3 separate regions of the Homo sapiens genome follow, and regions 2 and 3 are each linked to region 1. Evidence: read pairs that join two places in POLR2A ChIA-PET (ENCODE). Cell type or tissue: OCI-LY7. All regions are shown on one strand.

The links. ChIA-PET counts read pairs that join two places held together with the same protein. Peaks named below come from ENCODE experiments on the same cell type or tissue, not always from the same donor. Only the 100,000 strongest peaks of a DNase experiment are listed, where the experiment ranks them.
Region 2: POLR2A ChIA-PET joins it to region 1 with 5 read pairs; 3 of 35 experiments call an interaction of 5 or more read pairs at or near these places.
Region 3: POLR2A ChIA-PET joins it to region 1 with 7 read pairs; 4 of 35 experiments call an interaction of 5 or more read pairs at or near these places.

What each region holds. Positions count from the first base shown.
Region 1 is chr1:155,814,149-155,819,148 of GRCh38, reverse strand. GON4L (gon-4 like) reads left to right here. Exons shown (of 32, transcript NM_001282860.2): 7 at 2,887-2,937; 8 at 3,249-3,344; 9 at 4,700-4,819. Among named protein-coding and RNA genes, the nearest start is that of GON4L, 41 kb to the left of the region's middle. In OCI-LY7, no CTCF peak of the experiment used is centred here; a DNase peak (open chromatin) is centred at 2,598; H3K4me3 peaks cover 689 bases; H3K27ac peaks cover 2,616 bases.
Region 2 is chr1:154,946,743-154,951,742 of GRCh38, reverse strand. It overlaps PBXIP1 (PBX homeobox interacting protein 1), which reads left to right. Exons shown (of 11, transcript NM_020524.4): 4 at 208-272; 5 at 346-511; 6 at 3,377-3,610; 7 at 3,738-3,761; 8 at 4,031-4,101; 9 at 4,195-4,326; 10 at 4,940-5,000. Among named protein-coding and RNA genes, the nearest start is that of PBXIP1, 6.9 kb to the left of the region's middle. In OCI-LY7, no CTCF peak of the experiment used is centred here; no DNase peak of the experiment used is centred here; H3K4me3 peaks cover 794 bases; H3K27ac peaks cover 764 bases.
Region 3 is chr1:155,751,926-155,756,925 of GRCh38, reverse strand. It overlaps GON4L (gon-4 like), which reads left to right. Exons shown (of 32, transcript NM_001282860.2): 28 at 2,438-2,551; 29 at 3,512-3,722; 30 at 4,336-4,966. Among named protein-coding and RNA genes, the nearest start is that of DAP3, 65 kb to the right of the region's middle. In OCI-LY7, no CTCF peak of the experiment used is centred here; no DNase peak of the experiment used is centred here.

The sequences.
Region 1 (5,000 bases):
TTGTATTTTTTAAAATTTTTATTAGAGATGGGGTTGCACCATGTTTGGCCAGCCTGGTTTCAAACTCCTGACCTCAAATCATCTGCCCGCCTTGGCCTCCCAAAGTACTGGGATTACAGGCATGAGCCACTGTGCCTGGCCTTTTTGTTTTGAGATGGAGTCTCACTCTGTCACCTAGGCTGGAGTGCAGTGGTGCGATCTCAGCTCACTGCAACCTCTGGCTCCCAGGTTCAAGCGATTCTCATGCCTCAGCCTGCTGAGTAGCTGGGATTATAGGCATGCACCACCACACGCATCTAATTTTTGTAGTTTTAGTAGAGATGGGGTTTCACCATGTTGGCCAGGCTGGTTTCCAATTGACCCATGTGATCGCCCGCCTTGTCCTCCCAATGTGCTAGGATTACAGGCGTGAGCCACTGTGCCCGTCCCATATCCTTTTAAAAGTATGCCAAAAGAAGACTCTACTGAACCAGATATGGTTTGACTAGTAGTTAGATTATCTCCACAGTGTTCCAGATTACATATTTCTCCTAATGTAGCCTAAGGTCAAATTGACCTTTGTTTTTGGCAATCACATCACTTTTTTTGGTCTGGTTGACTAACTCTTGTTGCATAAATTGAAATTTCATCTTTCTCTAGGATGTGTTCACAAATGAATAGGTGGTAGCTATGATGAAAGCAGCCATCAGTGAGGAAGTTCTATGAAGTCTACTTGACATATAGAATATAATTAACATGGCTGGGCACGGTGGCTCATGCCTGTAATCCCAGCACTTTGGGAGGCCGAGGCAGCTGGATCACCTGAGGTCAGGAGTTTGAGACCAGCCTGGCCAACATGGCGAAACCCCGTCTCTACTAAAAATACAACAGTTAGCTGGGCGTGTGGTGGGCGCCTGTAATCCCAGCTACAGAGACGAGAGGATCGCTTGAACTCAGGAGGGAGAGGTTGCAGTGAGCGGAGACCATGCCACTGCACTCCAGCCTGGGTGATAGAGCAAGACTCTGTCTTAAAAAAAAAAAAGAATATAATTAACATTAATTCTTTATTTGATTTGGGGAAAAAAAATCCAAGGAGATCAAATTAGGCTCTGAATTATGTTTATTGGCCATGAATATAGATGTGGAGAAGTTGGGCCATCCAAGACGGTATAGTTTACGTAGGAGAGCAAGTATTAAAATGTAGGTCTCTTGCTTCTTAATTCTTTCTTTTTTTTTTTTTTTTTTTCAGTGACTTGCTCTGTTGCTCAGGCTAGAGTACAGTGGCCTAATCATAGCTCACTGCAGCCTTGAACTCCTTCCTGTGCTCAAGGGATCTTCCTGCCTTAGCCTCGCAGACAGCTAGGCCTATAGGCATGTGCCACCATGTCCAGCTAATTGGTTTTTTTGAAACATTCTTTTGTAGAAATAGGGTCTTAATGTGTTGCCCAGGCTGAACTCAAACTCCTGGGCTCAAGTGATCCTTCTGCCTTGATCTCCCAACATGGGGGGATTACAGGCATGAGCCGCTATACTTGGCCTTCTTAATTCTTACTAGACTGACTCCAACACACTTCTGAATGCTGGCTTGCCTTTCTAATGGATTTGGCAGTAGGTAGGAAAGGGAAATGGGCCTGAATCACATCATTCCCTTTACCCTATATTGGTCCCACCTACACAGCACTAGATAAATGGTCAGAACATAGCAGGGCTGATTTGATTTGAGAAGCTAAGACTCCTTTTAGAGACAGAACCTAATGGCCAGTTGGCTTTTGTTCATAAGGTGCTTTTGGTTGGGTTACAATTAAATGGTCAAGAAATTATACATCCTCAATGGCATTTTATCAGCAGTATATAAGAACTTTAAAAAAGTTCTTTAGGCTAGATGTGGTGGCTCACACCTATAATCCCAGTGCTTTGAGAGGCTAAGGTGGGAGGATTGTTTGAGCCCAGGATTTTGAGACCAGCCTGGGAAACCTAATGAGACTCCATCTCTACAAAAAATTTAAAAAATTAGTGAGGCCTGGTGAGGAGGCATGCCTGTAGTCCTAGCTAATTAGTAGGCTGAGGCAGGAGGATCGCTTGAGCTCAGGAATTTGAGGCTGCAGTGAGCTCTGATTGTGCTGCTGCTCTAGCCTAGGCAACAGGGCAAGATCCTGTCTCAAAACAAAAACAAAAACAAGAAAAACTTTCCCCCTAGCTCTTATAAAAATTTTCAAACATTCAAAAAGTTGAAAGATTGTTACAATGAATCTAAATTCCAAGAGTAATATTTTGCCATATTTGCTTTATATCTCTCTGTGTTGTTTTTTCCTGTACTATTGGAAAAATAAGTGTGGACAACATGAAACTTTGCCCTAAATGCCCTGGTAAAAGCTTTTTTTTTTTTTTTTTTTTTTAAGAAAAAAAAAAGCCCATAGGCAGAGCAGGGCTACCCCATAGGCAGAATAGTCCATAAAAGCTTTTCATGGCTGGCTTTTTGGAGTTGTACTTATGGTGGATTCATGTAACTGATTACAAAAATATATTGCTGTTAAAAGACTACTGTAACCAAAATATCTTAGGTTTGTGTAGTTTAATAGTTTATAAATAGTTGTCACATCTGTTGTTCCATGTAAACCGCAGCTGTGATATGAACAAGGTAGACATTGTTTTCTTCATTTATAGAAAGAAGTGAGGCTTACCAGGTGTAAGGCAGAAATGCTAATGACAGTAATAGATTCTTTCCTGGTTTCTTCTTTCTAACTCTGACAAATAATTGAGAGTATACCCTCAGGGATAATCAACACCTCTAGATCACTGCAGTTACTTGTTAAGTATATGGCTGTTAGTGATGGTACAGAGGAAGTAAACATGAAAAACAATTATTTCAGTTAAGATAACTTAATTATTTATATTCTTTGTTGGTAGGTAATTCCAACATGGAATATTTCACCAATTAAGAAGGCCAATGAAATTAAGGTAAACTTGGAAGAAATAATTGTTATTCTTTTCCAGAAAGACTTCATCGGTTTTGAAACTTAAGTACTTCCTCTTTAACTTTTCTTGATCAATCTTTGTTTTAATTCCAGCTTTGTTTTTTTCCATTCTATTACTCTTAGGTTTGTATCTCATGGAATTCACTTTAACCTCTGCCTCGTGTTATTTGCTTTAGCTGTACATTATGCTCTTAGGATTTTTTTTTTTTCTGCCCTGCTTCTTCCCCTTATTTTCCAAATACGTATGATTTGTGTTTCCCATTACTTCATTTCTTTCTAATTGTACTAATGTAGCCTCCTCAGTTTGTGGATATCCACCTTGAAGAAGATGATTCCTCAGATGAAGAATACCAGCCGGATGATGAAGAAGAAGATGAAACTGCTGAAGAGGTCAGTGAATGTTAGTTGGTAATATTTGTCTTAATAGAGCAGGGTATACTTTGCTTCCTTAGTAATGTCACTTGTAGAGAGGATTGAGACATGGTTCTTTTTTCAGCTCATTTCTGTGCTTTAAGCTGTTTTTCTGCCCTTTATACTCCCTTAATTTTAGAATTTGTTGTATTATGAAATACAGCATAGAAACGTGCATAGAATAAAAATGTATAGCTTTGGTTATTATAATGCAAATCCTCATGAAACTCATAGCAAAGTCAAGAAATATATCATTACTAGGACAACCCCTGTATACCCTCCCCAGTCACAATCACCTCCCTCCCCCTAAAAATAACCACTACCCTGCCTTTTAGTAATTATTTCTTTGCTTTTCTTTATAGTTGTATCACCTCAATATGTATCTCTACACACTGTAGTTCAATTGTTACTGTTTTGAACTTTATATAAATGGACCCATGTTTATATGTTTTGTTCCTAGCTTTTTAAAATTCAACATTAAGCTTTTGAGATTCATTTATACTATTGGTTTTAGCTATACTTCGTTCCCTTTCATTGCTGTGTTAATATGTTCTTTGACTTGTTTCTTAATGTGTTCTTTGAATTGTTTTGTAAAAGGATTTTAGACCAAGGCCTTACACTTTGTAATGCAGATTAGGATAGTGATCTGATCCCTGTCCCCACCTTTAGGATTTTTTTTTTGAGTCTCCTCTGTTGCCCATGGAGTGCAGTGTGCGATGTTGGCTCACTGCCATCTCCATCTCCCGGGTTCAGGCAAGTCTCCTGCCTCAGCCTCCTGAGTAGCTGGAATTAACAGGCGTGCGCTACCATGCCTGGCTAATTTTTGTATTTTTAGTAGAGATGGGGTTTCGCCATGTTGGCCAGGCTGGTCTCGGACTTCTGACCTCAAGTGATCCACCCGCCTCGGCCTTCCAAAGTGCTGGGATTACAGGCATAAGACACTGACTGCACCTGGCCTTTAAGTTTCTATTTAAATTTTATTTTCTGTTACTGTAACTAGTTGAGTGATGGATTTTATTTATTTATTTATTTATTTTTGAGACAGAGTCTCGCTCTGCCACCCAGGCTGGAGTGCAGTGGCGTGATCTCGGCTCACTGCAACCTCCATCTCCTGGATTCAAGTGATACTCCTGCCTCAGCCTCCCGAGTAGCTGGGATTACAGGTGCACGCCACCGCGCCTGGCTTATTTTTGTATTTTTAGCAGAGACGGGTGTTCACCATGTTGGCCAGGCTGAGTGATTGATATTTTATGATTCCTTCTCTTGAGATACTTCAGACTTTGTGGAATGAGGTAGGGGCATAAATATTAAGGCGAACTGGATTTATTTTGTAGAGCTTATTGGAAAGTGATGTTGAAAGCACTGCTTCATCTCCACGTGGGGCAAAGAAATCCAGATTGAGGCAGTCTTCTGAGATGACTGAAACAGATGAGGAGAGTGGCATATTATCAGAGGTAAATCGGCATCATACAAAAGAGATGTTAGACATAACTGTCTAAGTAGATTTTTTAACTGTATAAGTAGATTATTTATCCATGGTGATTCTGGGCTGTCACCCTTTTTCAAAGTTTCTTAAGTTAGTAAACAGTTCAGAGAAGGCTAGAACTCAGTGATAGCCAAAGAACTTTTCTGAGT
Region 2 (5,000 bases), 870 kb after region 1:
TTTGGGGTTTCTCAGTTTCCTCAGAGAAAGGGAGGCTGGTTCGTTTTAGTTCCTCCATTAATCTCAGTTGACAAACTCCTTTTCTCATTCCATCCTGGCTTTTTCCTGCCTCTTCCAACCTGGTAGGGGCCCGTGGGATGGACAGAGGGCTGCAAAGGAAATTCAGCTGGGGCAGTGGGTTTTTCTGCGCCTTTTCTCCTACCGCAGGGACGCTCTTCCAGACTGAAAGCCCTCAGTCTGGCAGCATTCTAACAGAGGAGACTGAGGTCAAGGTGAGGAGATTTGCTGTGGGAAGGAAGGGAGGCGGGGAGGGCTAGCAGCTGCTCACTGCTGCATCTGCATTAGGGCACCCTGGAAGGTGATGTTTGTGGTGTGGAGCCTCCTGGCCCAGGAGACACAGTAGTCCAGGGAGACCTGCAGGAGACCACCGTGGTGACAGGCCTGGGACCAGACACACAGGACCTGGAAGGCCAGAGCCCTCCACAGAGCCTGCCTTCAACCCCCAAAGCAGGTGAGAGTCTTCCTTGCCTCTCCTGTCACTCTCCTTCTAGAAGGTATGGGAGAGGGATCAGCCATCACTACTGAGCACATGCTGTGGTCCAGGCCCTAGGGCTGAGCAGCTTGGTGCTCTCCTTTCTCACCACTACCCCTGGGACGTTGAGGCCCAGAAAGGTTGAATGACTTGACCAAGGTCACACTGCTGGTAAGGGGCAGGGCCCACATCTGGTTGACTCTTTCCTCTCTGCCATGGGGACCTCCTCTTTTCTTGCTTCCAGAATTCAACCCTCATTTCTGGAGTCCCTTCCTTGTGCTGGCCCTGGGCCTGGGCAGAGGGAAGATGGTTGGTTACCGCCTATGTAAGCGGCAGATCAGACTGAGCCAAGGTGCATATCAGACCTAAGAGTGGTACAGAACTGTAATTAAGGTACTCCCAAAGGAAGGAGAGGCCATTCAGTCAGGGGACTGGTTGAGGGCAAGGGAGAGGCTGGGACAGTGAGAGGTGACATTTGAGTGGAGCCCTGAGCACAGAGTAGGCTTTTGGTACGTAGGGCAGGGAAAAGAGAATGTTTTAGGCCAAGGCTGCAGCATCAGCAAAGGAGTGGGGACCACCTGTCTTGTGCTAAGGAGCTCTGTTCCAGGCTTGTGGCAGAGGAGTGTAGGAATTGGTCCCTGTTGAGTGACAGGATGGAGGGCCTGGGGGCCATTTAGGAGGCAACTGCAGTGGTCAGGCAAAGATGATGCAGACCTGGGCCAGGCATGGTGGCTCGTGCCTATAATCCCAGCACTTTGGGAGGCTGAGGTAGGAGGATTGCTTGAGCCCAGGAATTCAAGACTGCAGTGAGCCATGGTCATCCCACTTCACTCTAGCCTGGGCAACAGAGGGAGACCCTGTCTCTAAAGGAAATAAAAATAGGCGGCAGGGTGCAGTGGCTCACGCCTGTAGTCCCAGCACTTTGAGAGGCCAAGGTGGGTGGATCACCTGAGGTCAGAAGTTTGAGACCAGCCTGGGCAACATGGTGAAACCCCGTCTCTATTAAAAATACAAAAATTAGCTCGGTGTGGTGGTGCACGCCTGTAGTCCCAGCTACTTCCCAGCTACCTGGGAAGCTGAGGCAGGAGAATCGCTTGAACCTGGGAGGCGGAGGTTGCAGTGAGCCAAGATTGTGCCACTGCACTCCAGCCTGGGTTACAGAGGTAGACTCTGCCTCAAAAAATAAAAATAAATAAAATAAAATAAAATAAAATAAAATAAATAAAAATAAAAATAGGCTGGGTGTGGTGGCTCACACCTGTAATCCTCACACTTTGGGAGGCACAGGCAGGAGGGGCTGGGCTAGGGTAACCCACCTAGGCCAGGCGTCTGTCCTAGCATCCTCCCCCAAAAGGAATGTTTCCTATTTACCCACACATCCTGACCCTCCCCTCTCCCACTATAGTCAGGGCGTCTTCCCAGTTCTTGGTTCACATCCCTTGTGCTAAGGTTTGGGCCAGGGCTGGCATACCTGTTCCACATGGTACATGAAACATACATGGTATCACCTGTGATTGATTGGTGTGGTCTGCCTGGAGCACTGTGTGGAAAAGGATTTAAAGAACATGCCAGGTGCCATGATCAGTTAACACTGTTCCAGGTATGGGAGGTGGAAACAAGACTGTGAGAGCCACACATTGGCTATCCTTAGGTGAATCTAGGAAGTGTGTGCTTATATAAAGATGTAGATGCCGAGGCTCAGGATGGAATTTGGGGATCCCTGTGTCTCATTCATGATGGAGATGGGGTGGAGGATGAAAACCAAATCCTCTGGGTGTTCCAGGCAGGTGGATCACTTGAGCTCAGGAGTTTGAGACCAGCCTGGGAAACATGGCAAAACCCCGTCTTTACAAAAAAATACACACACACACACACAAATTAGCCGGGTGTAATGATGCATGCCTATAGTCTCAGCTACTCAGGAGGCTGAGGTGGGAGGATCGCTTGAGCCTGGGAGGTGGAGGTTACAGTGAGTTGTGATCGTGCCACTGCACTCCAGCCTGGACGACAGAGCCAGACCCTGTCTCAAAAAATAAAAATAAATAAAAATAAATAAATATTAAAAAAAAAAGAAAGAAGATGCAGACCTGAACTAAGGCAGGTACAGTGTGGGTTGTGAACAGGGGTGGACTGTCAAGATGTTTAAGTGTAGAACTGTGAAACTGTCTGGATGTGAGGTGGAGAGGGAGGGCTTAGGTTAGCTAGATGGTGGAAGCAGTGCCTTCCCCTGAATTGGGGAAACACCAGAAAAGAACCAGTTTGCAGAGCAGTGTGTTGAATGTTTGGTCCCAGAGGGAGTGGCCAGCAGGCAGTCAGACATACAGGCTTGGAGCTCTGGGAGGCCAAGTGAGGAGTTACACACTAAGGACTCATTGCTGAAGGGGGGTGTCAGTGGTGTGGGTCAGAGAATTGTGACTATGTGTACAGTGAGAAGAGCAGAGAACCTGAAATGGTGCCAGGGAGACCACTGACTTTAGGATCAGGGAAGAGCCAGGGAGGGAGAATGGGAAGGAGTGGCCAGAGAGTTTGGAGGCAACCCAGGAGGGTGGTAATAGCTGCAGAAGTTTGATGCACAGCGCACACTGAGGAAGGAGGATGCTTTCAGGATGAAAATGGCTTTTATAGCTCGTAGATTGACAGCACTGGTCTCCTGCCTCCAGACTGGGCAGGGACAGTCATCAATGCCCAGGCAGAAGTGGGCAAGTGGGCAAGGTCTTCATGTGCCCCTCTCTGGGGTCAGGGCTGACGACCTCCCTCCCTGTGCCTTCCTCTGATTCCCCTCTCTCCCTGTGTCTCCCCATCTCTCCAGTCACCTCACTGCCCTGTCCCTGTCCTTTCCCCTAGCTTGGATCAGGGAGGAGGGCCGCTGCTCCAGCAGTGACGATGACACCGACGTGGACATGGAGGGTCTGCGGAGACGGCGGGGCCGGGAGGCCGGCCCACCTCAGCCCATGGTGCCCCTGGCTGTGGAGAACCAGGCTGGGGGTGAGGGTGCAGGCGGGGAGCTGGGCATCTCCCTCAACATGTGCCTCCTTGGGGCCCTGGTTCTGCTTGGCCTGGGGGTCCTCCTCTTCTCAGGTGAGTGGTACCTCTGAGGCTGGGGCTTTGGGCTTCCATGCCTGCCTGCCTTCCTGCCATGTTCTCACCTTACCTCACATCACCCCTCCCCGAGGGCCTCATCAGACTCCTCTGTCTCTGTCCTTAGGTGGCCTCTCAGAGTCTGAGACTGGTGAGTAGGGAGGAGCCTGTCTTGTGCTGGGGAGTTGTATGTGTTCTCTGGTTCTGTGGGTCAGGAGTAGGGGTGCTGGGGGCTCACATTTATTTCTCAGTTAGTGGCCTTGTCAGCTGTTCAGGGTGCCCCTTGGCCCTTTATCTCACCAAACCGCTCAGCCACAGGGTGGGTCCTGAGCAGGAGTGGTGGCTGTGTGAATGGGAAGGTGTGGGGAGAATGGGCTCTGTGTGCCTCAGGACCAGTTTCAGGGTTTCCCTTTCCCACAGGGCCCATGGAGGAAGTGGAGCGGCAGGTCCTCCCAGACCCCGAGGTGCTGGAAGCTGTGGGGGACAGGCAGGTATGTGTGAATGTCTCCAGAGGCAGGTGGGGCCTGGCTGGGGAGAACCTGGGCTGTGGGGTAGCATGGCATAACAGGCTCTTCTGCCCTCAGGATGGGCTAAGGGAACAGCTGCAGGCCCCAGTGCCTCCTGACAGTGTCCCCAGCCTGCAAAACATGGGTCTTCTGCTGGACAAGCTGGCCAAGGAGAACCAGGACATCCGGCTGCTGCAGGCCCAGCTGCAGGTGGGCACAGGCAGGAGGGGCTGGGCTAGGGTAACCCACCTAGGCCAGGCGTCTGTCCTAGCATCCTCCCCCAAAAGGAATGTTTCCTATTTACCCACACATCCTGACCCTCCCCTCTCCCACTATAGTCAGGGCGTCTTCCCAGTTCTTGGTTCACATCCCTTGTGCTAAGGTTTGGGCCAGGGCTGGCATACCTGTTCCACATGGTACATGAAACATACATGGTATCACCTGTGATTGATTGGTGTGGTCTGCCTGGAGCACTGTGTGGAAAAGGATTTAAAGAACATGCCAGGTGCCATGATCAGTTAACACTGTTCCAGGAAATAAGACTGTGAGAGCCACACATTGGCTATCCTTAGGTGAATCTAGGAAGTGTGTGCTTATATAAAGATGTAGATGCCGAGGCTCAGGATGGAATTTGGGGATCCCTGTGTCTCATTCATGATGGAGATGGGGTGGAGGATGAAAACCAAATCCTCTGGGTGTTCCAGGCTGTAAAACGGGCTCAGGCCACCTGCCCACTATAATAGAATGGAATTGGGGTAGAAGGCATTGGGGCTATCCTGACAAGAACTCTTTGTGACTTCCTTTGTCCCAAACCATATTCTAGGCCCAAAAGGAAGAGCTTCAGAGCCTGATGCACCAGCCCAAAGGGCTAGAGGAGGAGAATG
Region 3 (5,000 bases), 62 kb after region 1:
ACAGAATCTCGCTCTGTCACCCAAACTAGAGTGCAGTGGCGTAATCTTGGCTCACTGCAACCTCCACCTCCCAGATTCAAGCGATTCTCCCACCTCAGCCTCTCAAGTAGCTGGAATTACAGACAGGCGCCAGCCACCACGCCCAGCAAATTTTTGTATTTTTAGTAGAGATGGATTTTCACTATGTTGGCCAGGCTGGTCTCGAACTCCTTACCTCAAGTGATCCACCCGCCTCGGCCTCCCAAAGTGCTGGGATTACAAGTGTGAGCCACTACGCCTGGCCTAAAATCATGATAAGGTATGCCAAGTTATTGAAAATTATCTATGTTTCATGAATCAAGCCTTGCGTTTTCTCACTGAACATTTCTGTGGCTTACTATGGCCCAAGGTTTCTAGTTCAAAGGCTCTAGGATCTGAGACGATCACGGAGAACAAACCAAAGGTCAGGCTGATACAGACATGCAGAGCCTTTGGGAAAACTGCAGTTGTTGCAGGGGCCCCAGGATTCCCTAGTTAGAAGGATTTGTTTCTTCCCCTTTTCTGTCTAGCTCAGAGTTATTACCCTTAATTCAACTTTTTTCATTTTTGCTCATGTGAGAAAATAGAGCCAATTGAGGATGAGCTTGTTATTAAAAAAATAAAATAGAACCAAGATTCCCCATATTAATAATAATGATAGCAGCTAATACTTAGTTGTATTACAAAGTGTCAGGCATTCTGGGAAGTATTTTAATGGATTATTGACACATTTAATTCTCACAGTAATCCTATGGAGAGATTGCTCTTGTTTGCATTTTACAGAAGACATAACTGAAGTGCAGAGAGGCTGTTGTCAGGGTCTCATATTTAGTAAGTGGTGGTGCTAGGATATGAACTCCTCAGGTAAGCCATCTGTGGAGTCTACTGGTTGTCACTGCTCTTCAAGCAGTATTTTTTTTTTTTTTTTTTAATTCGTGTTTCCTGACCAAGCGTTTTTTCTCTTTTCTGGGGAGAAACTGCTTCTTAGTAGCTGTATGACCTTGGGAAACGTATTTAACCTCTCTTTGTTTCAGTTTCTTCATCATAAATTGGGATGATAATGGTACTTACTTACGTCTTGGGTTTATTAAACAGTGTCACTGAGTAGGCTTTCCATGGGTACAAAGTTCTCTCTGAAGGGGATTGGAAGAGATGGGAGAGCTGAAGTCACAGAGAGACAGAAACAAAGACATTATATCTCATGATGGAGCTCTCCAGTGATTTTGCCTCAGATTATGTCTGACTTAAATATTTCTTGAAACATCTGGGGCAATTGGGATATGTCAGTCTTTAGGTCATTTAGGGATTGTTTCAGGGATTCATAATAGGCCTTAATCTAGTTTGGGCTATTGATTTCCCCAGGCGATGTGAGGAGTTGATACATAAAAGAGGATGGGGTCCGGGCGTGGTGGCTCATGCCTGTAATCCCAGCATTTTGGGAGGTCGAGGTGGGTGGATCACTTGAGGACAGGAGTTCAAGACCAGCCAGAGTAACATTGCGAATTCCTATCTCTACTAAAAATACAAAAATTAGCCATAGGCTAGGTGCTGTGGCTTACACCTCTAATGCCAGCACTTTGCAAGGCCAAGGCGGGCGGATTACTTCAGGTCAGGAGTTCGAAACCAGCCTGGTCAACATGGCGAAATCCCATCTCACTGAAAATACAAAAAAAATTAGGCTTAGTGGCATGCGCCTGTAATCCCAGCTACTTGGGAGGCTGAGACATGGGAATCGCTTGATCCCGGGGAGTGGAAGTTGCGCTAAGCTGAGATCACGCCACTGCACTCCAGCCTGGGAGAAAGAGCGAGACTCCATCTCAAAAAAAAAAAAAAAAAAAAATTAGCTAGGCGTGGTGGTGCGCAGTCCCAGCTACTTGGGAGGCTGAGGTGGGAAAATCACTTGAGCCCAGGAGGCAGAGGTTGCAGTGAGCCATGAATGTGACACTGCACTCTAGCCTGGGTGACAGAGCCAGACCTTATCTCAAAAAAAAAAAAAAAAAAAAAGCATGGGGAGAGGGTGGGCTGTGTTGTGTTCATATGGCTCACAACTTTAGCTTCCTCTCTTGGTACCAAAAATACGGCCAGGCACAGTGGCTCATGCCTGTAATCCTAGCACTTTGGGACGCTGAGGGAGGGCAGATCAAGAGGTCAGGAGTTCGAGACCAGCCTGACCAACATGGTGAAACCCTGTCTCTACTAAAAATACAAAAATTAGCTGGGTGTGGTGGCGCATACCTGTAATCCCAGTTACTCAGGAGCCTGAGGCAGGAGAATCCCTTGAACCTGGGAGGCAGAGGTTGCGGTGAGCTGACATCGTGCCACTGCAACCCAGCCTGGGCCACAGAGCGAGACTCTGTCTCAAAAAAAAAAAAAAAAAAAAAAACAACTTGGCAGCTAATCAAGCCCAAGTATCTCCTAGGAGACTGAATGGCCAGATGGGGCCAAGGACTGTGCCTGCTCCTGCCATGAAGGAGGTCCAGATTCCAAGCTGAAGAAGAGCAAAAGGCGGAGCTGTAGCCACTGTAGCAGCAAGGTGAGGAAAGTATCAAGGGTCCCGAGGGTATCAGAGCTGCTGGGGGATTGTTTGCTACCAAGAATTGTACCTTACTGAATTCCTAAAAAGGCACATATATAAATAACATTCAGTATACACATATGTGTACATATGCAAAATAAATGGAATCTGCTAGAAATACGTGATAGATTTTGTTTTTTAAAGAGAATTCTGTGAGTAAAGCTTTTGGAATTGGAAAAACAAAATACCAGTTAAAATATTTCCCTCAGATATTAGAAAATGAAATAAACCTCTGTCGTGAAAATAGTCTCTACAAGTAATCCTGGTTCTCTAGAATGGAGTTGGTTGGCAGGAAAAACACAGTTCTTGGTGAGAGAAGGAGTTGTGGAATCCAATACTCTATTCGGGGCCATTTAAAATCCTTGGAGCAGGGAGGCAGAGGTTGCAGTGAGCCATGATGATACCACTGAGCTCCAGCCTGGGTGACAGAGTGAGACCGTGTTTAAAAAAAAAAAAAATCAAATCCTTGGAGGAATAGCTGGGCAACAGGGCACTCAGGAGGCTCAGGTGGGAGGATCACTTGAGCCCAGGAGTCTGAGGCTATAGTGTACCACCATGGTCATGCCTGTGTAAACAGCCACTGCACTCCAGCCTGGGCAAGATAATCTGTGTCATCTGAGACCCTGTCTCTGTCTATCTTTTCTTTTTGTTTGTCATTTGAGACAGAGTCTCACTATGTTACCCAGGCTGATCTTGAACCCTTAGGCTCAAGTGATGCTCACACCTTAGCCTCCCAAGTAACTAGGTTTATAGGCATGTACCACTGCACCCAGTTGAAACTCTGTCAACAAAATTGTTGGAGCAGACATGCATGTGGGTTGACTTGATGAGCATCAGGCAGGGCTTCTTCCTTTGGTGGGCCCCAACCAAAGACATAGGCAGTCAGAACACCTTTGACCCGGAAGACCATCCCTGCAGGTCTGTGACAGCAAATCCTACAAGAGCAAGGAGCCCCATGAGTTGGTGGGCAGCAGCCCCCACCGAGAGGCTAGTCCTATGCCTGGTGCTAAGGAAGCTGGGCAGGGCAAGGATATGATGGAAGAGGAAGCCCCAGAGGAGCGGGAGAGCACTGAGGCCACCCAGAGCAGGACTGTCAGGACCACCAGAAAGGGAGAGATGCCTGTTTCAGGTGAGTGATTTGCCAACGCAGCCCTTCTGTTCCTCAGTCTCGTTATCCTGTACTCCAGACAGGAACCTCCATGAGCCTGGATAAATAGCCTTTTCAGGGATGGATATACCACCTCTTTCACTGATGGACCCATAGGAAGCCCTTCTGCTGTTCAGGCTTTTTCTATCATATGGCCTCACTCCTCTTGCAGAATTAAGAATGCCACAAATTTCATGCAATTCAACATTGTCTTGTGTTTTATTCCAAAAACCCTTCCCCCTGTCTCCAAATCTAGTGTAATCTACATCCTAAAGACTGGGCCGTTCTCAGCTTTGGCAGTAGGACTTTATATCTTTGCATAAGTGACATTATGCCCCCCACCTCCACCCAACTCTTTTATTATTTATATTTTCTTGTAGAGATGGAGTCTCACCATATTGCCCAGGCTAGTCTCAAACCCCTGGCAGTCCCACCACTTTGGCTTCCCAAAGTGCGGACATTATAGGTGTGAGCCACCATGCCCAGCCCTCTTTTTTATTAGAATTTTTGCACAGTACCTGGCCACAGGTAATTTCTCGTGCTTAGGTGCATCTTGAACCTGACAGTACCCTGAGATCCTTATTTTCCTCCTAAGCAGGATTGGCAGTGGGGAGCACTTTGCCATCCCCTCGAGAAGTGACTGTTACAGAACGGCTCCTCCTGGATGGCCCACCACCTCATTCACCAGAGACTCCTCAATTTCCCCCCACAACTGGAGCTGTACTGTACACTGTTAAGAGAAACCAGGTTGGGCCTGAGGTTCGCTCCTGCCCCAAGGCATCCCCCAGACTTCAGAAAGAGAGGGAGGGCCAAAAGGCAGTGAGTGAGTCAGAGGCTTTGATGCTGGTCTGGGATGCATCAGAAACTGAGAAATTGCCTGGTACCGTGGAACCCCCTGCTTCCTTCCTGAGTCCTGTTTCCTCAAAGACCAGAGATGCAGGGAGAAGACATGTGTCCGGGAAACCAGACACTCAAGAGAGATGGCTGCCCTCAAGCAGAGCTCGGGTGAAGACAAGAGACAGGACGTGCCCTGTCCATGAATCTCCATCAGGAATTGACACCTCAGAGACTTCTCCCAAAGCCCCTAGAGGGGGTTTGGCTAAAGACAGTGGAACACAGGCCAAGGGTCCAGAGGGGGAGCAGCAGCCAAAGGCCGCAGAAGCTACGGTGTGTGCCAACAACAGCAAGGTCAGCTCCACTGGGGAAAAGGTTGTCCTGTGGACAAGGTAGGTAAGGGTGGATGACGTGTGTTTGGAAAAG